Regions from separate parts of the Homo sapiens genome. Here all the other regions are linked to region 1. A link is an interaction called in ENCODE POLR2A ChIA-PET data of the cell type or tissue named here. Cell type or tissue: Panc1. All regions are shown on one strand. Links, peaks and the distances in the headings refer to the core of each region. The heading gives the core; the rest is flanking DNA.

Region 1 (8,211 bases), core at 1,589-6,588:
CACCACACCGACTTCCACAATGGTTGAACTAGTTTACAGTCCCACCAACAGTGTAAAAGTGTTCCTATTTCTCCACATCCTCTCCAGCACCTGTTGTTTCCTGACTTTTTAATGATTGCCATTCTAACTGGTGTGAGATGACATCTCATTGTGGTTTTGATTTGCATTTCTCTGATGGCCAGTGATGGTGAACATTTTTTCATGTGTTTTTTGGCCGCATAAATGTCTTCTTTTGAGAAGTGTCTGTTCATATCCTTCACCCACTTTTTGATGGGATTGTTTGTTTTGTTCTTGTAAATTTGTTTTGAGTTCATTGTAGATTCTGGATATTAGCCCTTTGTCAGATGAGTAGATTGTGAAAATTTTCTCCCATTTTGTGGGTTGCCTATTCACTCTGATGGTAGTTTCTTTTGCTGTGCAGAAGCTCTTTAGTTTAATTAGATATCATTAGTCACAACTATATTAGCCACAACTAATGAACCAATATTAATACATTGTCATAAATAGAAGTCTACACTTCATTCAGATTTCCTTCCTTTCTATCTAATATCCATTTTCAGTCCCAGAATTCCATCCAGCATTCAATATTAAATTTAGTTGTCATGTTCTTGGAAGCATATTTCAACTCTTATTTTTCAACTTTTTCAATATCTATTAAAACAAAATTTTTGATCTTTCAGAATAACATTCTAAAATATTTTTACAATTATTTTAACATTTGAATGGTACTTTAAAATAATTTTATATACCTTTAAAGTTAATTTAAAAAAATCTCACTAAAATTTATAAAAACAATTATATGATGATACATAATTAAATATGGTATGGATCACATCATGTTATTGGAATATTTGGAAAGCATAAGGTAACAAAAGAAATCTCTGTAAACTCCCACTGCCAAGACGTAATAATTTGAAAATTTTCATTATAGTTCTTGTTTTGCTTTTATCTAGGTATCTATTTTTTTAAAAAAATACAAATCACATTGCGTTTAGTTTTCTTTTTCCTACTTAAAATGTAGACTATTTGCAAAAAGCACTTTCTTTGTTACAAAAATATTCTACTCCTATATAAGCCTTTATCTTAAAACTCATTTCCCTACTGGTAATTTAAGTCTGTTTCAAATTTTTCTCTTTATATGTAATTTCTAACTGAATTTTTTGACAATAAATATGTATCTCATTTTCAGACTTCTTTGGGAGCTTTGCGTTTATTTATCATTTGCCACTTTTCAAACAGAATTTGCAAGTGCACCAAAAATGCATATAATACATTTAGTACTTATTCTATGATAAAGTGTTAAGGTAGATTACTTGAAATAAATTACTCCATTAAGTAACATAATCATTGTAAACCTTTTGATAACCATTTGCAAGTTCCAGAAAAGTTTTACTGAAAAGTACTGTGTGAAAGTGTTTTCTCAGAAACCTCACCAACGCTGGATGTTTTCCTTAAGAAAAGTTAGTTTGTTAAATAAAAATATTACCTTTTGTATACTTGAAATAGAAATTGAAATATTGAAATATTTTTAAATATTTCTAGTCATTAGAAGCCCTTTTATAAACTACTAATTTATATCCTTTATCCACTTATCTATTATAATGCTGGGGGCTTATCATACCAATCTGAATTAGTTCCAAATAAATTAAAGTTATTAAAATCTTTAATATATTTTGTGTTCATATTAAAATAAATTCAGTTGTTCAGACACATTGAAAACATTAAATGTTTATGTACTCAAAATATTAGTTTTTATCTGTAAAATCTCCTGTGGCTTTTAAGGTTAAAATGTATTTAGTTTTCATTTACAAATAAATATGATGTTTCATTTATTTTATTTTATCTGTAGTAAATGTTAATCTTCCATGGGCCCTGAGCTCCCTCTACTTCTTGCCAGTTATGCCAAAAATATAAGGCTTTGACCATTCCTTACCATTTTCTGGGTTGAATTTGCAGCCAGCAATCTTGAATGGTGAGGTAACCTATCCACTCGAAAAGTAGGATTGCCTACTACTTACAATAAAAGCAGTAAATTCCCAAGCTCAGATTCCCAGCTGCAATAAAAAAACACATTGAATGCACAGTATCTCCCTGGACCCTTCCACCCCGCCCCACTGGGACTGAAGGCGGGGGTGGGAGGGAAAAGGAGAACAAACGCAAGTAAGATGATTTTGCTACTTGCTGCATTATGCCTAAATAAAGTCTTTTGTCTCTGATACTGGAATTGTGTGTCTTCTGCAAGCATCCACAACACAGTAACAAGCTAACTTAGTTGGTAAGCAGAATAAAACCCCAGACTCTGGCCATTTTGACAAGCATGAAATGTTGGCACAGACAGAATTTTCTGGGAGGGGAAAGACAAGAGCTGACCTGGACTGGGTTTGAAGCTATAAGACTCCCTAGAATCAGTTAATAAATACTTTTGCCTAGGAGGTGGGTGAGGAATACTAGTAAAGCCCCCTGCTCTTATATCTGTGAATGAATCTGAGCAGCAAGAAATGGGATTGAAATGTCACTTAAATGGCTCATGCTTTTCCAGGTAGGAGGAAGAAGGATGTTTTCATGACAACAGGGAAGTAGGTGGACATATAGCTAAAGGAAATGGTTTCAGCAAGTTGGACTTAGAACTTTAATTGCACAGAAAATATTAAAAGACTGTTGAGCCTGGGAGACCAAGGGTACAGTTCCTTAAAACTGTTAAGTAAATGCTAAGTCTAGTCAAGTCTGGAGCAAAGCTGCTTTCCCCTTCCATGCACTCTTACATGTCCCTCTCTCTCCTTTGTACTGACCTCTCTTGCTTCAGGAAAAAAGGCTGAGTATGCTAAGGAACATTGGGAAGAAGAAGCACTCACAATTTTATAGCTATGTTGAATACAGGCACACAAGTCACTATTCTAGTTGAGTTCCTCGAGAGGGTATGCTAAACATAGAGGTGGCCATAGGGCCAAGAATTTTGGGGAGGAACCATAAAGGGAGGAAGGTGGAGTGGCAGAAAAGGGTCCCCAGACTCAAGTCTGGAGATGCACTTGAGAGGAGAAAATGCTTAACCTGAAGCTGCAGACTGTAGGGAAGAAAACATCATTTCTCTTCTCTCCCTTTTTAGATTCTTAGTTGAGACACTCTCCTGAAAACTAACATCAAATTAATAAATGAAAAACAAGCAGAAGCTTATTAACAAATGCTGTACCCATCATTTGGAGAAGCCTCAGTTCAAAAGTATTTCTCTCAGAAAGCACTGGCTTGGGCCTTGATTAAATAGCATTTCAACAAAGAGGCATAAATCCTATAGAGTGACAAGACAAAAAAAAAAAAAAAGAGCAGTTGTAGTCTTTTAAAAAGTGAAAAAATGTGGGAAGACAGTAAATCTGTTTCCAGATTTTTCTGGTGCCTGCTGGTGCCTTCTCTGGCCTGATAAGTGCTGTCTACAGTAAGGAAGGATTGATGTCTGGCCATCAGGCAAACAGAGGTTGAGGCAGAGTGCTTTCTTGCGTCCTTGATGTTTTTAACTTAACAATCCTCAATATTTCAGGGAAAAATACTTGTATTTCCTTCAGGACAGAGAAAGAAAAATAATTTCCTCTATGACCTCTTCCCACATCTTAGTCCCTCGTGGCCTTACTTCCCTGATTCCTGTACTTTTGTGTTACAGAATAGTATAATCTCCCAGTGGCTGTGGCTAGAGCCCCTGACCAGTATAGTTAAACACTTTGGTCTATGTGCTTGAGAAGGAAAAATGTACTTGGACTCAACTAATAGATTTGGGCAAATTGCAGTGGAAAAGGAAAATTAAAGCGACCTCAGGGAGGGGAGGGGGCAGCCTTTGGGGCTATTCAATGTACTGTTGTAGTTTCCACTATTGGATGTATAATTGGAATTAATGTGCTATGTGCTTGTACTGTAAGTGCTCATAAAGTCTAGAGTTAATTTTTCTGTGCAGGTACTGCGCAATGTAGAGTGGTGATTCCTGTCTCCCCCTATGTGGTCCAGCAAAAACAGAATAGAATCCAGGAGGAAGGAGGAAAGAAGAAAATCACAGCTTTCGTGATCATTTAGCTGACAGTTGCTGTGGGAACACTAGGAGTGGCAACTTCCCAGTACAAGGGCGCCACCTGCCTGAAGCAAGTAAATTCCTTCTAAACGGAAGAGAGTTTTTGTCCTGCTGAAACTGAGCAGCTGCAAGCTGGAAGTTTTGAGTCCTCCCATATTAGGGTGGATCAATCAGACTCCATGACTGACAAGAGACCAGCAAGCCTTGCTGATCAAATGAAATGGTATAGTTGGCTTGGCCCTGGTGGCATCTCGGTTTTACATGAAGTGGTTGCACCTACCCTTTTAGGGGAAATTTTATTTCTCATTCTGCTGTCTGAATCAAAGCTGCAAGCTCAATGGAGGCCTTGATTTACAGAGTTTCCTCTAAAGGCTTGGACCTGATTCCCTGATGATTCAGCTGAGTTAATAGCTGATAGTGTCCACTGGGTGGCATCCCCAGTCTTTCCCCGATAATAACTCTGGAAGACCAACTGCAGTAAGTTTCAGAACGAGGGGCTGAATTGAAAGCCATCATCACATCACCGTTGCCTTAGATAATACTTTTAAAGACTATATAATACTTTTAAATAATAATTTTAAAGACAAAATGTTCGATTTTGACTCTCTCTTAGACAATTGCCAATAGCATACCCAACTGCACTGCCACTTGGAAAACTGGCGAACTGTGGCAATAAGCCACAGCTGCCTATCAGATGTTTGAGTTGCTTAAATACCCATGCTAATAACCTGTTCTCTGATAAGACTGGCTGAAATCCAGCTCCGAATAAAACCTGCACTGCCTAGATGACCATGACTGCCAACTAGCTGCAGCATTAAACCGCACATGACAATTCATCCAACATTAGAGACTGCGCACAAAAATAGACTTTATGTTTTGATAAGTTACTGTTGCTTATCAGACTTTTGACTCCTGCTGAAAGATAGCCATTTGTCCAGTGGTAAAGAAGGCCACAGGATGTAGAGCCTATAGTGACCCCACCTGCTCCTGACAGATTGACTACATTGGACTTTTGACCTCCTCTCAGGGTTATCAATGATGCCACACTCATTGCTGTTGACATGTTATCAAGTTACATTATTGCTCTTCTCGTCCAATTGGCCAATTCCAGCCACACTACTATGGCCCTTGAAACTAATCTGTGTCACCTTTTCAGGTTTCCAGGCCATTTGCAGTCAGAAAATACAGTGTCTTTTATCACAAAAGCCAGTTAACAATGGACCAGTAGTCAAGAAATGTCATAGATATTCCACATTCCCTACCTTCCATAGACATCTGGTATTACCAAATGGGGAAACAGCCTCCTCAAAATTCAGCTCAAAAATTTCTGACTCTATCTCCCTCTTCCCCTACAAGTCCCTATACTTAATAAGGCAGTTTGGGCATGAAATAGTCATCTTTTTGAATGGATCATCTCCTCTTAGCCATTTCCTGAGTAATGATCAGGACAAATGGAGTGAATGGTTATATAGACCTATATTAAAGATTCAGGTTCTGCACTGACAGTACTTGGGTTTGATGCCTTCTTCATTCCCTTGACAACCACCCCTTAGGGTTGGTAAATCTCTGGGTGGAAGCTGAGACAAAAAGGGGTTTGAGCACTCAAACTTAATTCTAATTGAGCTATTTTGATTATTGGAACAAAATAAATATCATGACCACTTTTGTGAGCTACCTCGTCTTCCTGCATTGAGTCTCCCTTAGTGACCCATGCAGGCCAAGTTGGGAGATATAATAGATATAATGCCCTTGTCCTACATGTGCCTGACCCTTCTAGATAAAGATCTGGGTGAGAATCGGGGATGACTGGAGAAAAGTTGAATGTATAGCCATTGAAATGGAACATGTGGATTTTTTAGTAGTGGAGGAAGAAAAACCCTGGCACATAGGGAACACCTCAGCTCCAGGAGACTCAGGAAAGAGCAGAACAATTAATGGTCCCTTTTCCCCATAGGTCTAGCACCACAGTGTGGTTAATCAAGAGGCAACTACACTTGACAATCTGAGTCAGTGCTGTGTTTGTCCAGAGCATCCAAGTGCTATGAAAACAGAAAAACTCATATGTATATGGTTTGTCCTCTACCACTCTGCTGTTCTTGATGCCCTAATAGCAGCTCTGGAACATGGAGCCTCATTATGTATAAACAAACCTATGGATCTGCACAAACTTGTCTTAATTTTCCGAATGCTACAAATCCATATGTTTCTCCTGAGGCCCAATCAGCCTTGGATAACACCATGTATGATCATCATGACTGAAGATCTTCGGTGATTCTGCCTATTTACTTACCCAAATCAATGTTATGTGATCCAAGTCAAGTTTAACAGCAAATCCTGAACTGGAATAACCAGTGCCCCTTCATGTAATGTTTGTATACTGGGGAGATTGGCAGTGGAATGTCTCTGGGGGGTGGCTTTTTGGCCCATCTATTGCTTGCTGTAATTATTGACAATGACAGCAAAGATCAACAAGTCAGTCTTAAGTCCCTTGCAGGGCTCTCCATGTGCTGAAATTTATATCATATTCTGTATCCCTTCATCTAAGGCTTTACAGTATGAGCCTTATTGTTTCCAGGTGTAACACTTGTATCTTAAAAACAAAAAACAAAAAACAAAAAATGATACAATTTCAAATCTACTGTTTTCAGAAATCTAATTTGAAAATAATAGTTGAACACTTAATCTTTTGTTCTACCACAGTATTCCCTGTCCTGAGAAATTAAGTAAACGTTTCAAGAAGTAAAGTACATCACATCACTGATTCATTGATGGAGCACTGCAGGGCAAAATGATTTACTGAGATTTTTTAAAAGGGGTGAGTTTTCTCTCTTCTGTCAGTATTGATTAGATTTTCAGAGGGAACCTCTCCTTCAGAACAACTAAGACAGGTTTTTGAGCGACTTCTATCTTCAAGCAACCCATTAAAAGGATTAAGGGAGATAAGAGTAGGGATCTGGGGACTGGGTAATAGGATAACACTCAGGGTATATGTGCCCAGAAGCACAACTATCCAGGCACTGGGGTCCTGGACCCTGCACCAGCAGTAAAAATGGAAGCTTAGTATACAACATGTGCAGCATAAAAAATCAAATTCAGTAGATAAAATTCCTTTGGGAAAACTGATTAACAATATGATGACAAAGTTGCTTCTTTACCTCTTACCTTTGAGAAAGTTATTCCAAGATTGTTCAAAATCAAATGAGAGATAAATGATAAGTAAAATAAATAAAAGAGGAAGTACTTTTTAAACATGTCAGAAACCACGAACCAGGCCAGGCACGGTGGCTCACATCTGTAGTCCCAGCACTTTGGAAGGCCGAGGTGGGCAGATTGCTGAGGCCAGGATTTCAAGAACAGCCTGGCAAACATGTTGAAACCCTGTCTCTACTAAAAAAAAAAAAAAAAAAAAAAATACAAAAATTAGCCGGGAATGGTGATGTGTGCCTGTAATCCCAGTTACCTGGGAGGCTGAGGCACGGGAATCGCTTGAACCCAGAAGGCGGAGGTTGCAGTGAGCCAAGACTGTGCCACTGCACTCCAGCCCAGGTAACAGAGTGAGACTCTGTCTCAAAAAAAAAAAAAAAATGCACAGATGTGCAAAGACTGTTAAAGATTATTGCCAGAATCGAGTTAATTCGACATGGGTATCTAGAATATAAGGTGAAGTACTGAAGATCAATATAAAAATTTTAAAACCTAATTGGAAAAATATGGATGAAAATATAAATCCATTTTTCATGGAAGAGAAAATAAGGATTGCCAAGAAGTATGTTTAGGGTGCTCAACTTCACCGGTAATGAGAAAAATGAAAGTAAAGAAACAATGAAAAATCACTCGATACACATTATGTAGGCAATGAATACAATACTGGTTAAGCCAATGTTTATGAGGATGAAGTGTAAACTTGGGAACATTCTAGAGTGCAGTCTTGAATTAAAGTTGTGTATATCCCATGGTCCTGTAATATCTCTTCTAAAAAAGGTTTCACCAGAGAAATTCTTGGATAGATGCATTAAAAGGCATGTATAGACACTTTATTCAGTATGGTGTGTGTTTAATTGCAGGATCTGTTGCTGTCTATTACTAGGCATTTGTGAATACAATTTGGTGAATGCATAAGAAAGAATATTATATAGCCACAATATTAAAGCATCAATGTGGGT
Region 2 (8,211 bases), core at 1,526-6,525, 210 kb after region 1:
GAAATTCATACCTTATTTGAAAAGATTTTTATAACAGCATAAATATGCATATAACCAGTAAAGTTGCTCATAAGATGAGAACAACTTCCAAATATAGGATACTGTTGAAATGAACTTACTTCTTTCACTTGAAAGATTATTTCTAACATAAGAAGAAGGTGCTTATAAAAAATAAATCAAAAGTAGCTCAAACAGCAGCAAAATCCAATAAAAGAGACATTTGAATGACTTTTCAGTATTGGATTTACCAGAGCTAGAAAATTATAAACAGAGAAGACATAGATGTCATGAAGTTACACAAGACTCTGATGCCTTAAAAAGAGGCCAGGGGACATTTCCCTAGGTCTTTTTCTTGTGCCCAGTGAAACAACATGCATTGGACCTAAGTTCATAGTAAACTCTGGCAATAACTGTTGGATTATTTAAATGGTCCTAGAGTGGAAAGAAATCTGTCCTGTATTCTCACCTTTTCATGACAATCCTAGAGTAAAACTGGCTACAGTAATAGAGAAGGTTTGGGACATAATTAGTATCATCCATCCATACAAAAATACTCATCCCTCAAAGATGCAGATTTAGATTATTAAAGCTGATCTATATTCTCGCGGTAGATTTGGTAATGTCTTATTCAGTGGTCAGGGTAGGAATCTAACCTCAAGTTAAGTATTCTGTGGTATTTATTTAGCTCTAATTTCTTGAGCACTGACTATTTGCTACCCAAGGAACTAGACTGGGTAGAATAGAAGTTACAAATACAAATTTTACTTTCTAAAAGTCTGTGCTAAAACCATAATTGCACTATATTATGATATGATATATAATATGGTAAAGGCATGTCTAAATTGATATAGCAGCTCATAGAAGGAAGTGACTGTTCTCTCTGAGGAAGTTTAGGAGGGCTTCCCAGAGGTGTCGACAATTTAGTTGTATGGAAAATACGAATATAAGTTTACCATGTATAGAAGGAAGATATAGTAGCATTTGAGAAAGCGATATGCAAAGTTGTGACATGTAATGTTCGGTGAATGAAAATTAGTTCTGCATGATTATAGATAGAGGGGTTGGAGACAAAGGAGTTTAAATGGCTTTGAAACACCGTTGAGTATTTCAGATGAGATCCTCTAGAGAACTGCAAGCCATTGGAGGTTTTTAACTAAATTATTAAATTTTTAGGAAGATGAATTGTGAAACAATATAAAACAAATATTATCTATTATAAACACTTAAATGAGTAACATTAAATGGTTTAATAGAAAAATAAAGGCTATGTTTTTATACAGACATGTTCAAATACTATCACATCCATTTATCACCTTTAGTTTTTAGCCTCTTGAAGTCAGTTTTCTCTTCCCTTTATGAAATGATCACAATATATCTAACTTGCATGACAGCTAGTTCACACAACATTGGGCACAAAGGAGGTGTTCAATAAATATTGTATTACCAATGGGTTTTATTCACACAATTTTTATAAAGATAAAAAACATACATTTAAAAGTCCTAGTATAAATCCTGGCACATATTAAGCATGATGTTTCATTTCCCTTTCTTTTTAAATTTTTGACTGAAATAATTGGATTTTGATACTTATTTTTATAAGAAAAGGCAAAGAAAAATTACTCAGTTTGAAAATGCCATAAGGAAATCTAGGGGATTAAGCAGTGTGATTGAAAGAAAAAGACAATAATATAGTTATGTGATATCCATTCACATAAAAAGCAATAGCTTTCCAGTGGAATGCTGATCTATATAAATATATACACCTAAAGTATAGAATAATTTCAGTTATAGAGGATGGAAATGGTCTGTGAATGTGATCATGGAAAAACATATATGGTAGAGTGTTGAGAGTATTAAAAAAATTACAGAACAATATCTGTAGGCTGATTACATTTTTGAAAAGAAAGCATCAATTATATACATAGAATAGCATTTAAATGATATATGCCAAACTGTTAATATCATCTCTGTGATGATGTGCTGTTTTCAGTTTTACCGTGTACTGTTCTGCATTTCTTACATTTTTTTATATTCATAGGCATGTATTACATTTACACTGTAAATACAAAATGGTAACACACACACACATATACACCTCTCATCAAGCTCTTTATTTTTTGCTAAGCTAATACACAAAAGATAGCACTAAAGAACAAAACACCAGCTCCTTTTACCAAGGACCTAGCACACAAAAATGCAAAGGGAAAGTGGTAGCTTTGCCTTAATGAAGATAAAGCTGACAGTGAGAAAGTCCAGGGGAGGGTAATTGAAGAGATGTGCAGACATATGCCTCCACTCACTCATGGTTACTGACTACCAACGCTGCTGCTGTGTGTGGATGGCAGAGGCAATCTCTGAGGCTTGAAATTAAGTAAATAAAGATAAATTTCCCCTTTTATTACACATAGAATTAGAAGCAAAAAGGATGAGGGACCGTGGTGATAAATAGTGTAAAGCTAAACCTTAGCATATGGCACCTACAGCCACACAGGATATGTTTTTAAGAGACTCCAACCACAGTTAGAAACAAAAGTCTGAATCATTTTTAAATGACAAATTGAAGGTATAAGATTATGAAATTGATTAATATGGAGTCACAAAGAGACTCGTTCTAAATTGCACAAGAAAATTTGGCAATGTTAAGGGGAAAAAAATGCTATTTTTCATGTCCATGAAAACTCAGATTTTCTCTTTTAAACACTTTATGAGCATTTTGTATTTGTATATGTTATCTGCTTAATTTCAAGGCTGAGAGAGAACATTTGGAAAAACACAAACTAAAATTACCTGCTAATCCAATACATCATGTTGAGTTTCTTTTCTCCCTCAATTAAATCTTGTTTTTCCAAGATCAACCACAAAACCCTACCTGCCAAATCCTGCAGGCCCTATTTTGTTCTGTATTAAGTGTGTGTGCATATACCATAGGGTGATGAAATTTTGTTAAATGTGGCAAGAATAATTTAAAATCACTCTTTTCTCCACCTTATGGCTACAGATGCCACATTTTTTGTTCCTTGCTATCCAGAAATACTAATTTTCAATTTTTACTATGTTTTATATTTACACACAGACATATACACACATCACACATATACATCATCACAAGCATTTTCACAAGTAACCCTTAGCAATGTGACATATTTTAATAGCAGCAAAATATATCTGAGTTTATACTATATATTAAGCCATCCTAAAGTCAGATATTTAGGTTGTTTCAGGGTTTGAGTATTATAGAAATGCAATGATAAACATATTAGCACACTTTTTTCTCCGTATATATAATTCTATCCTTAGGCTAGATGAGTTAGCCTCCTCAGCCTTGCTCTCAAGAATCAATAATAGTACTTACGACAATAAATAAGTCTCTGATGCCACTCATCATAAACCAAACCACAGTCATCTGTGAGTGACAGGTTAACTCTAAATCAACACCTCTTCATTTGGAGTTTCCTCCTGTCTGAATTTTAATTTTGACCTCATACATGAAACCACTATTTGTTTTCACATTCCATAGAATCTGAATGCGTATTGTGTGCTGTTACTGATTGATCGTCATGTAGCAGTCTTAGTGTGCCTTCATTTCAATCTTCTGAAGTGTAATTATTTCAGTCAAGGTAGTCTAGGTTATGCCACAGTGATAAACAACACGAATATCCTAGTGTTTTTCAAGACAAAGGCTTATTTCTTTCACACCATTTTCCATTGCAGGTGGAGACGACATGAAAAAAAAAAAGCCATCTTCAGAGCTAAACACATGAAAATTGTAGCTCTTCTTACAAGCCAGAGCAGGAGAAAGTACCCCTATTATCCTATATCAAAAAACCAAAATATAAGAAGTCAGAAAACAAACTGCTAATGATGCTTCAATGACACTTAAAATTCTCATATGTTAAGAGCTTAAATTCAGGAAAATTCTCACATATTGCTGATCACAGCATAAATTCATGCACCCCCATTTTGAAGGCAATCTGGTTATATGTTAAAGAGCTTCAGAAATAATTATCTCCCTTGCTTTAACCCAGTCATTCTTTTTCTGGAGCTTTCAATAAATAAAGCCAGACCTATCTGTCTGGCTGATCTGTTTCAATGACATAGCTGAATTTTTTTTTCTTGCAAAGTTGGGAAAAAGTATTTTAAATTGTATGATTTAAATGCTGTCATATGGAGTATATGAAATTCATTTGGGGGCCCAGAGGACCCTCCAATTAACAGACAGTTACTTGTGATAGGTTGTGTTATGATTCACACATGTTCCTTGCTCTTCTCTCAGGGATAATTACATTCTGGCTCACTGACTCAGGACTGGCCCTGTGACTCACTCTCATCAATGAACTCTACACAGAAGTGACGTGTGTTGCCTCTGGGGAGCAGCTGTAAGTCCCTTCTGCAATGCTGACTGGCAGTGGTCCAGAGTGAGGCTGTTCCCTCAATCTGAGTAAGCAGAGCTTACTACTAAACTCCTAACCGTAGCCTACAAAGCTCTCCATTTATTATCTGGACCCTGTCTATCTCCAAACCTACTTCTAAGCCTCCTCTTCCACCACTCTCCAAATTCATCCAAACATGCAGACCTCCTTGTTGCCCTAGAGTTCTCCAAGCATGCACCACTTCATGTCCCTTATGCTTGCCCTTCCTCCCCATGGAGTATGGTGTTTTGTTTTTTTCCTTCTTGTGTTTTCTGTCTCTGCTCAGATATGATCTCATGAAGAGAAAGGTCTTCCTTGATCATAGATCTTATACCTCAGACTCTTCCTTGGATTGCTTTATCTCCCTACTTTTTTTTATTTTTTAAAACTGTTGTTTTTATTATTTTCAAGTTGTTTATTTATTGCCTAAGTCACCCACTACTGTGTTCTCAATGCTTAGGCAAGTACCTGACACATAACATCTGTTTAATAAATATGTCAAGTTAAATTAACAAATGTAGTTTAGAGCAGGGCCGAATTTCACATTCTTGAATAAACGGTTTGTTCTATTGCTACAAGGAATTTTCATAAATAGCAACAAGCGAAATAATTTAACTCCTTGAAATATATACTTAAAAATAAAGGAGACAGAACACAGATACAATAACATTACCATACCTTTCAAAATAGATATGTTAGATATTTCATCCTAAGATTATGAAACAATGAAAATAAAACATATCATGGTGGAGCAAGATGGAAAAATCTTGGTGAAGAGTATAAATTGGATGCACATCACTTAATAATGATCACCATGCCTAGTTCCTAACTTTTAATTAGCTTGTTGGTAAAATGAAGATATAGAAATATATTAGTCTGTTCTCACACTGCTATGAAGAACTGCCCAAGACTGGATAATTTATAAAACAAAGAGGTTTAATTGACTCACAGTTCTGCATGGCTGGGAGGCCTCAGGAAACTTACAATCATGGCAGAAGAGAAAGCAAACACATCCTTCTTCACATGATTTCAGGAAAGAGAAGAATGAGAGCCAAGCAAAGGGGGAAGGAAGCCCCCTATAAAACTGTAAGATCTTGTGAGAACTTACTATCACCAGTCTAGCATGGGGGAAACTGCCCCCATGATTCAATTATCTCCACCTGGTCCCACCCTTGACATGTGGGGATTATTACAATTCAAGATGAGATTTAGATGGGGACACAGATCCAAACCATATCGACAGATTATTGTGAGATTAAAAATCTATATTCATGGCCAGGCGCGGTGGCTCACACCAGTAATCCCAGCACTTTGGGAGGCCGAAGCAGGCAGATCACCTAAAGTCAGGAGTTCAAGAGCAGCCTGGCTAACATGGTGAAACCTCGTCTCTACTAAGCATACAAAAATCAGCAAGGCATAGTGGCGGGCACCTGTAATCCCAGCTACTCGGGAGGCTGAGGCAGGAGAATTCCTCGAACTTGGGAGGCGGAGGTTGCAGTGAGCCGAGATTGTGCCACTGCACTCCAGCCTGGATGACAATGTGAGACTCCATCTCAAAAAAAAAAAAAAAAAATCTATATTCACTTTTTTTTTATATAGTGTCTGCACATAGAACGTATTCAATAAGTATTGGTTCATTTCTTTACCTTGGCTTATTTATATTATCATTAATTTTAATATATTTTAAATTTTGAACATATAACACATCAATACTTAAAAGTAGATTACCTAATCATAAATATTTTCCAAATAGAAAGTCTATCTAATGATGAAAAAGCATTACGTTATACACTTTAACTTAAAAATTTAACCATTGTAAACTAAAATTCTCTTTCCTCATGAATATATGAAATTCATATAAATTTCTGTAGATTATTAGGCTTTAGTGAGATTTAAAAAATGTATAGCTTACTTTATTATAGGAACATAAGTATGTTTAATTTAAGTTGAAATGGTTGCTAGAAAATGTATTAAAAAATCACTCTACTTTTTTTCCCATATAAAACCCAACTCTCATAATTATCTAGCATATCATCAAATCACATGAGTGTTGCTTGAAATAGTCATGACCAGATGTTAAGTACAGTTTTGTCTTCATAATTTTAACAAGATATGGTTTAGTTTTTTTCTTGTCTTTTAAAGCTCACTGATTACACAATACATTCTCTCTCCACAAAGTATATAAAGTTTGTTCCAACAAAAGTATACAAAATAAAAAAGTAATATATATTTAAAATGAAATTTTAGGACTGCTATCTGCTGAAAACAGTAGAAAATGAAGGTAAGAGGAGAAATTTGGAGATAAAAATTTTTTTCAGTAAATATTCTTATACTCACTCTGAATCACTAGAAATGATATCTCTAATTGTCCCTTTATGTAGCCTGATCCTGTAATTCAAATAAAGTTCTATTGTCATTAAGTGGGTTAAATAATTGTATCAATACTCCATCTAAGGAAGTATACTACTACTTTACCTTTCCACCCTCACCATTTATGTTCTGCTACACAAGGAAAAGAAAACTATATGTCACATTTTCCTCCTTAAAATTATGAAGAATTCTGAATCTTTGGAAAGAATGGAAAAGAAAGTTTAAAGTTTTTCTTTACAAAAGTAAATATCCTTTAGCACAGAGTTAGCTGGTACTCCCCCAAATCCATTCTCTACTAATGTTAGTAATAGAATTCCAAATATTTAGCTGGGCACGTGAAGCCTAAGTCACCCTTTCAGCTAGGTTTGGCCATGTAACTAAGTTCATGGCCACGGGAACATAAGCAGGAGAGCCATGCCTGGGCTCTTGGGATATGTTCTTAAGGAAAGGCTGCACTTCCTTCTTTTCTCTCTCTGGTTGCTTGGAACACAGACTTGATAATGGGTCCTTAAGCACCCATTTTGTACATGAAATGGAGCTGAGTATTGGGAATAATTCAGCTGAGTATTGGGAATAATTCAGTAACAGACAGAATCTGAGTCCCCAGTGATTCCTGAAACTACCGTGTCAACTTGGGACTTCTACCTCTAGTTTGATTTTATATGAAGGAAAAATAAAATTATTATCTTGTATTTTTGTCAATTTAGCAAAACCTAATTCTAACTGATAAAACCACATTCATGAGACTTTCTTTCATATTAATAGCATACTTAATATATATTGCAAACAACAACTCATAAAGGCATAGATAGAATCCCTTAATATCACACAAATGATGTTAAATATTTAAGTGGAGGGAAATTACAGTGATTCAAACTACTGCTGATTAACTAAAAATCTAAAATTAAGATCAAACAAATCCAAGGTCATAACTATTTTAAGAGCTACTTATGTGTACCTTATTCTAAATTTTATTTCATGGGAGAGAAAGCAAAAATATCAATTCATGGTTCAGTGTGTGCACACTAGCAACACTTGATGTAGAAGCTGAAGCTCCCAGCAAGAGAGAACAGCTTGAGAACAATGTCTAAGTGGTTTTATGTGCAACAATGTCAAGCTGTAAGTGGGCTAAGCTCAGTTACAGAGCTGAAATCCTATTGCTTCAGGGAAAGTAGGTTCTCTAAGGTTATCCACTTAAAAACAGATGAAACAGATCTAGAGCAGTGTTTCATGCCCAGACAATAGGGCTGGTAGGAACTAAACTAGAAAGGCAGGACCCAGCCAGCCACTTGGTTGGGATAACGGCCAAGAGGAAGATAAAACTGAAGTCAAACTCAAAACCTAAGTAGGATTTAGCAAAGAATAGAGACAATAGGTAGAACTACATAAGAAAGAACACCATGACAAAACATTGACAAATCACCAAAACAGA
Region 3 (8,211 bases), core at 1,008-6,007, 180 kb before region 1:
GGGTTCTGCTTCTGTGGAAGCCTCGGAAAACTTACAATCACGGCAGAAGGCGAAGAGGAATCAAGCACCTCTTCATGGTGAGGGCAGGAGGAAGAAAGGGAGCAAAAGGAGAAGTGCTACACACTTTCAAACAACCAAATCTCATGAGAATTCATTGACTATCATGAGAACAGCAAGGGAGAAATCCACCTCCATGATCCAGTGTCCTCCCACCAGGCCTTCTTCCAACAATGAAGATTGCAATTCAACATGAGATTCGGGTGGAGGAAACAGAGCCAAACCATATTAATATTAGGCAGAAAAAACACATCTTTGGAAGATCCAACCTTCAATTCAGGCCTCGACATTTTCATAAATGAAGGTCTATGTTTAAAAATAATGTTTTAAATGAATTGAAAATATCATTAAAATGTAATAGACCATATAAATGGAACTATATGTGTGTATATATGTATATACATTTGTGTATATATGTATATACATTTATGTATATATGTAAATATACTTGTGTATACACACTTGTGTATATATACATACACACTTGTGTATATATACAACTTTTAGAGTAAAAACTATAATTATTAATATTAAGAATTCAACATTTATTATTAGAAGCAGATTAGACAAAGTTTGGTTTTCTCTCAGGTCCTAAGAGCCATCTGCATCTTGTGACAGCCTCCGTTTTCAAAGCCAGCAACAGAGTCTCCCTCATGTTTGATCTCTTTTATGCTTCTTACTTATTTTTCAGGAAGAAACCATTTCTTTTTCAGAATTAAGTCAATTTCTCCAAAGTTAATTTCTCTTTCTAAAGTCAATGGTGTCATATAACCTAATCATAAGGGTGATTATCCCATGGGATTACACAGGAGGTGTATAATCTCTGGGGACGAGGATCTGGGAGCTGTCATAGAATTCTGCCTGCCATAGATAATATGAAAGAGGAATTAAGCTACATGGAGAATAAACAATTTTAATATCTAATCACTGGAAAGGTGAAATATTGAGGAGGCAATATTTAAATAGCTACTGGTTGATAATTTTCAAGGAATTAATGAGAAAATTCTAATATTGCGTTATAGGAAATCAAATAACACCCAAGCAGCATAATTATACAGACATACACAACCAACCACAGAAAAAAAACCATAATGTTTGTACCAAATATCAAGGAAAAGGTATCTTAAAATCTTAAGCCACCAAAGAAAAAATTTACTACCTAAAAGGAAATGAATGACAATTGTTGACTACTTAAAAACGACGGAAGGTAGAAGGAGTATGAAAATACCCCCAAGTAATGAGATAAAATATCCATTCTCTAGCATTAAATACACTGTAAAATTTACTTCTCAGAACAAGAAAAAACAATTTTAATTTCAGAAGAAAAATTTCAATTAAACTCTAAACAACAGAGAGGATTGCCACCAACAGACCCTGAATAACGGAAATACCAAAGCTATAATTAAGGGGGGGGGGGAAATGGATCCCATTAGGAGATATGAGGTACAAGGAACAATGCTAAACAATGAGCATGGAAATTGGTATACATAGGGATACATACTAATACACATTTTATGTATAAAACAGTTAAAATTCTATAATATAATGCAATAAATAACTAAAAATAGGATGTGATTTAGAATAGAATGAACACAGCTTAAAGTGTTTTAATGTTCTCATAGTGATGTGATTAAGGATGAAATTGTTGGTTATTTTTGAATATTGATGAACAGAGTATGTATGTTAAATTTTTTAGAATAACCAAGAAGAGGATAGAAATATAACAGGTACTACAAATACTAGAAAAGGAAACTGTACCACGAGAAAGCAACGTTTAGTCATAAAAAAGTAAAGAACAATTTAAAAAGGAATAAAAAGGGGGATGAATATTTTATAAATAAATATTTATAAATATAGTACTTTATGAATAAATCCAAATAAATATACAATGACATCAATTAACTGACTCCTATAGCAAATATTATAGGCTATAGTTAAATAGAACCAAAAAATAATACTATATGTTGCTTATAAGAAACATATCTAAAAGGTAAACTAAGTTTGACCATAATAATTAATCTGATTAACAGTGAGTTGGGATAAAATCTCTGTAATCTGTTTTATGCAGCATTTAACTAAAGCATCCACTAACATGACTCTAAGCAGCAGTATGAGACCAAACTTCAGTGTTGACCTCAATCATGTTCCCCAGAGACAATGTCTGACCCAATCAGCTGAACAAAGGCCATAAATGCTCAATGTCTATCTTAGAAAGCTAGATGGCTTTCTGCTTAATTTTCTGTACTGACCTTTCTACTTGGCCTAAGACGTTAATCCAGATATAGCAGGATGTGTTAATGATTGAACAAATACTACCTTGGTCCACAAAGAAGTCTAGCTAGTTCTGTCACCAAAAACAGCCTTGTCCAATGAGTTGAGACTGATTTGAATGTCTTTCATGTTGGAGTTGATACCATTAATCACATCAGCTAAAATCAGGGACAAATTTTATACCACATCTTCTAACTGGACAATGTCCATGATAGGGATCATCCCCACAGAGCATGTAGCAATACCAAGTCAACTATACCAATGGCAAGTTCCCACTGGTCACCAGAGGTAGCTTCAGTCACTTGAGTACTACATATCTATGGACAGTATTGCCTTGAAGACTTTTGGTCTTTAATGTCTGTTATGACCATCCTTAATATGCAAATCATTGTGTTTTCAGTAGGGAGGCAAATTAATGCCTGACTTTAACAGTCCTACCTTCAGCATACCTGACATACAATGGTGAAACAGCGCAGGGAAATGCAACAAATACTCCTACTGGCAATTGAAAGAATCAGAGCAAAACAGCAGATAGTGGTCCTTCAAACTTCTGAGATCTTCTTGGGCAGATACTTAAATAGCTTGCCATCCTGGGAATGGGATATGTCTCATGTTCAGCTCTGATTCTGCTCCTTGGGAGTAGCCATTTTTATCCTCATTCTCTTTTGGTGATTCTTTCTTTTCCATTATCATCTTTAGCTACCTGTGAAGTGATTATGCAGTTTCACATGCTCTTTGGAGACTGACGAGCTTTTTCAACTTGCTTCCTACTCTTAGAAGGTTGACAGCCCAAAGATTGGTTATTTTGATTCTTATATATTTTTAGTCACAGATTCTGATAGCTCAGCTGGTGGTTTTATTGGCATTACAGCTGTCTACAATTTTTAGTAGATGTATCTAATTCTTCTTAGCTCCATGTGCCATAACTGTAGCCATTATTCTTTTTATAATATAATTCTTTAATCTTCTGTATTTTGTCTCCTTCCTCAGATTCTCCATCGAAAGATGGAGATTGTATCCATCAGGCTTTGTATCTATCAGGATTGTATCTATCAGGCTTCAGAAACAATACAGTTAAGTTTTAGGAACCACTTCACCCCAAACCCCATCCCAAACATTTTGGCTAATTGAAATCACATATTAGGGGCCACCTTAATTGATTCAAAGTTTTAACAATGAGTATGGTCTTTTTGACCACTGAGGAAGTTGAGATGTTAAGTAATTTACCCAAATCACAAAGCTAATAAGTGACAGATCTGGACATTGAACCTGGACAATGCCTATAGATGCTACACAGTTAAACATTGTGCTTCACTGCTTTTTAATGATGATGGCTATCATTTACTTTCCATAAAGCAGGCCAGATGTGAGCTATGTGGACACCTTCACACTGGCTACAGCTGAGCACAATCTATCAAGGAAGTTACTCAGAAGCTTTTACTCAAGATCATTATATTGTCACAGAATCTTTTGGGTGTTGCTTTTCCAGCTGGAAACCTCTGTGGCTGGTGGCACTTTTGCCTAAGTTTAGCTGGTGCCCTCTGGGCTCATTCTGCCCACAAGGCATGGCAGGTGGCTCTTGGCTCATGCTACTGGCCCAGATCCCATACATACTAGGGGCAAGCCAGGCATGGAGTGGTGAGGGGTATGTGAATGAGCAAGCACAGGGTCCAGCCACTGGGTACAGTCAGGCACGCTGACTGCTGCAGTAAGATGGGCAGCTCCAGGCACTGGCACAGGCACAGGCTCTGTGCAAGCCTGTGGCTGGATCAGATGCACCACAAACAGCTTCCACTGTGGGCACCTGCATCTGGACAAGGGGAACATGGTGGCACCTGGAAGCTTGGAGATGAGAGAAACTACAGAGCCCTAAAGTGGGTGTCATAGCCACGGCTCTGGGAGCCCCTAAGTTTGGGCTTCCTAAAGGGCTTCAGCTCTTCTGTACTCCTTGTTGCCTGTAACGTGGCAGGTTGAGAGGTGTGTTTCAGCCCTGTTTGTCTTACAGCAATTTCAGTCTTGCCTTTCAGAAGGTCCTGAGTTCTTGTCCTGTGCCCAGAATGCATGAGGTATGTGGACAACTGGAGGGTGAGCAAAGTGGAGAGGAGCTTTACCGAGCAACAGAACAGCTCTCAGGAAACCCAAAGTGGGTAGCTTCTTCCACAGGCATGTCATCCTGATGAGTGTCCAGCTCTCAACAGAGAGGAGACCTGGAGTGGGTAGCTCCTCTCTGCAGGCAGGCAGTCCTGATGAGTGCAGCCCTAAGCAGAGAGAAGACCCAAAGAAGTTAATGCCTTTCCACAGGCAGGTCGTCCCAATGAGTCGAGGAGACCCACAGCTGGTAGTCCCAAGATCTCTGTGAGCCTGGCTAAGTCCGGGGTGTTTATGGGCTCAGAAACGATGGAGTGCATGCTGAACCATCCAGGCGCAGCCATGGGTGGGCCCAGAAAAAGCACCTAAGTTCTCACTCCGGGCTGCAGACTCCACCAGGAACTGGCAGCCCGGCCCCCAGGCTTCAAGCTGTTCCTGGATTGAAGGAGGGTTTTCAGCAGAGACCTGCCCCTTTCTGTCCAGGTACCTTTCTACCTCCTGCTGTCATTAACATGTCATCCTTGGTGCCCTGGCTGTCCATGCCATGGGGTGTCTAGAGGCCTGCGCTGAACTGCCCTCGGTAACCCCTTGACTCTCCCCTGTGCTCGTCGGTGCCCAAAGTCGGGAGGGGGCTGAGGCGACAGGGGGCTGGTGTGTCAGCGCTGCCATGAGTATGCACACATCTAGCAGAGGTGTGACAACACCCAGGCTCAGCCATAACTTTGCTGAGTGGGCACTGGGATTGGTGAGAGGCCAGGGTGTGGGAGCAGGCAGTTCTGAGTCTGCGGGGGCAGGGGAGACTTCTTGGACGCGGAGACCACAGTGATGCCTGGGTCTGGAGCTACTGCTGGGTTGCTGCAGCTGTGCAGAGGAGTGTGTGGTTCCTACCCCACTGACTCAGTAGGGAGCAGTCCCACCTGTTCCTGGTCTCCACCAGCTTTGTGGAGCACACAGCCCTGGCCATGCCTCCCCCGCTGCAGCCAGCATCTTGGCAGAGGCCACTCCAGATGGGCTGCCTCTGCCGTCAATATGTGAGTTACCTTAAATATGCTTCTGCTGGAATGTAACTGTAATTTTTCTTTTCAATTTCTTCAGCTCCAAGGAATATAAACCTATTTTTAAAATGTTAACCCTGAGCACTCTAGAGTTCTAAAAAATTTAATCCTGACAGGGAAATGATTTCCCTTCCCCAGATTTCCATAAAGATAAAAAAAAGTGCTGAATAGTTAAGAAAAAGCAGAGGTTGTATGCATATTTACAAGGTGGTGTGAAGATGCATTGGGATATTAAACCATATTTGAGGAGACCTCAACCCTCACATGTGAACTTTCCTGTATAAGCACTCAAAACTGTATTTCTGTTTTCCCACCTATACATAAATTAATCTAATATTACAGAAGAACTAATTAGGGAAAGTTATTAACAAAGCTTAAATACAGGTATAATATAATGTAAAAGCAGCTTATATCTTGATATTGATATTCTTTACTCTTCTTCCCTTGGGATCTACCATCCGCACCAGTTCCCAGGCTATTCCTGATGCTTTTCATCTAGTCCTCAAGCAAAAAAGCCACATATATTTCAATATTTGTTTTCCTTGGAAAAATGCACTTGTCTTATTTTCTAGCTTTGTTCTCTTCTAAGGTACAAATAATAAATATATGATTAATTTATCCATACTAATGGGTGGATGAATACAAATGGCTAAAATGGTTAAATTCCATTTTAACATGATTTAAAAATTTTTTCTAGGGTTTCTATCACCACAACCCAAGGTATTGTGATAAAAGTAGTAGTAATTACAAATAATCTTCAGGTTAATTGGATAAATAACTTCAGAAAATTAGTCTGAGTACTATCCAAATTATCTGATGCAGGGAGACATCAACTCCACATTTATGGTCATTATTAGGTTAATTAATAGCTCTCTTAAAGGATAATGATCCCCAGGAAGTGACTTAGTCTTTACAAGTTTTACTGTAGAAGATGCCATTCCCTGTAAAAGACTGATTGTTCTGAGATCTATTTGTTTTCTTTATTCCTTCCTGATATGGTTCAGCCGTGCCCCCACCCAAATCTCATCTTGAATTGTAACTCCCACAATTCCCAAGTGTTGTGGGAGGAACCTGGGGAAGGTAATTGAATCATGGGAGCAGGTCTTTCCTGTGCTGTTCTCATGATAGTGAATAAGTCTCACGAGATCTGATGGGTTTAAAAATGGGAGTTTCCCTGTACAAGCTCTCTTCTCTTGTCTGCTGCCATATGAGACTTGCCTTTCACCTTCCACCATGATTGTGAGGTCTTCCCAGCCATGTGGAACTGTAAGTCCATTAAACCTCCTTTTCTTCCCAGTCTTGGGTATGTCTTTATCAGCAGCATGAAGATGGACTAATACACTCCCTTACATGTGGAAATTGTTACAGTAAGACTGACCAGTGTTGACAATTCTGGTGAAAATTGACCTTTACTCAGTTGATTTATGACATCTCAGCAAGGCTTTGTCATCGTTAACAGCAAAATATTCAGATAGATCCTCTAAAATAGGGCCCATACGTGTTATTTTATTGAAATCCAATAACTGATTTTTCACATAATAATTTCATGCAGAGAAAGAGAAGAAAACAAGAAAAAATTATAGCTTCCTTTTCTTGAGTCTCAGTTTTATATGAAAAATATTTACTTTGGAAAATTTACTTTGAATATTCACTTACATAACCAATAGTAAGCCCCTGTTAGGTTCGAAAAACAAAATAAACAGTAAAAATCATTTCATAGTCAATATGTAAAGTGACTAACTGTCCTGGCTTTCCCAAGACTGTTATGGTTTTGAAACTGTAAGTCTCACATCTTGGAAGTCCCCATAGTCCAAAGCAAACATTCCATATAACTATTTGCACACCTACTTATAATAAAATATTATTGCAGTAAAAAATTAACTTCAAATAATCTGCTTTACAGCATTAAGTAGTTTTCAATTATCCAGAACTAGCAACTTGCTGGCTAATGTGGCTTCTGAAATGTTCTGCTTAATGTAACATCTATTGCTACATCACAAATTGCCCCAACACTTGCCATCTCAAAACAACACAGTTTCTAAGGGACAGGAATCTGGGCATGACTTAAGGTTGTTTGACTGAAGGTCTCAGTTCCTTCCTTGCAAATGGTTGAAGGTTGCGCTCAGTTCCTTGTCAAACGGGTCTCTCCAACATGGCAGTTTGCTTTATCAAAATTGGCAAGAGAGTGAGTTTATTAATAAGACAGAAGTCACAATCTTATGTAACATAATCATAAAAGGAATTTGCTATATTTTATTCATTAAAAATAACTCTCTGGGTTCAATTCTCACTCAAGGAAGGAAATACACAAAAGTATAAATAGCAGGAGGTGATAACCAAAGGAGGCCATCTTCAAGTCTGCCTGCCATGTCTGGCACTCAGAGACTTTAAGACAAATTAGTTGTTTAGATATAGATATAAATATAGGTATAGATAAATATAGAATATTACCAGCATGCTCCCTTTCAGTCATAATTTTGCTTCCAAAGGTTAATCAGACATTTCTGAATTCTCTTACTTTACACCTCTGTTTCAATTCTGTTACCTTCACCTCTTTTTGGTCTTCATATGAATGGAATCATAGAGTAAGTACTCTTTTGTTTCTAGCTTCTTTTATTCAACATTTTGTCTTTGAGATTCATATATACTGCTTATGATTTTGATTACTATAGAGTATGTACTGTATTAATATATCATGACTTATTAGTATATCCTACTATGTCTTAATCAAAGAATAAAT

The links. Peaks named below come from ENCODE experiments on the same cell type or tissue, not always from the same donor. Only the 100,000 strongest peaks of a DNase experiment are listed, where the experiment ranks them.
Region 2: POLR2A ChIA-PET joins it to region 1 with 14 read pairs; 1 of 35 experiments calls an interaction of 5 or more read pairs at or near these places.
Region 3: POLR2A ChIA-PET joins it to region 1 with 10 read pairs; 1 of 35 experiments calls an interaction of 5 or more read pairs at or near these places.

The regions. Positions count from the first base shown.
Region 1 is chr7:81,466,101-81,474,311 of GRCh38, forward strand. No RefSeq gene overlaps it. Among named protein-coding and RNA genes, the nearest start is that of HGF, 300 kb to the right of the region's middle. In Panc1, for the core only: CTCF peaks have their summits at 4,111 and 4,312; a DNase peak (open chromatin) is centred at 4,108; H3K27ac peaks cover 4,892 bases.
Region 2 is chr7:81,680,780-81,688,990 of GRCh38, forward strand. All of the region lies in intron 1 of LOC100128317 (a long non-coding RNA gene), which reads right to left. Among named protein-coding and RNA genes, the nearest start is that of HGF, 85 kb to the right of the region's middle. RefSeq lists an enhancer at 2,515-2,684 and a silencer at 4,396-4,445. In Panc1, for the core only: no CTCF peak of the experiment used is centred there; DNase peaks (open chromatin) are centred at 3,895 and 4,382.
Region 3 is chr7:81,290,056-81,298,266 of GRCh38, forward strand. No RefSeq gene overlaps it. Among named protein-coding and RNA genes, the nearest start is that of SEMA3C, 380 kb to the left of the region's middle. RefSeq lists an enhancer at 4,654-5,155. In Panc1, for the core only: no CTCF peak of the experiment used is centred there; no DNase peak of the experiment used is centred there; H3K27ac peaks cover 4,018 bases.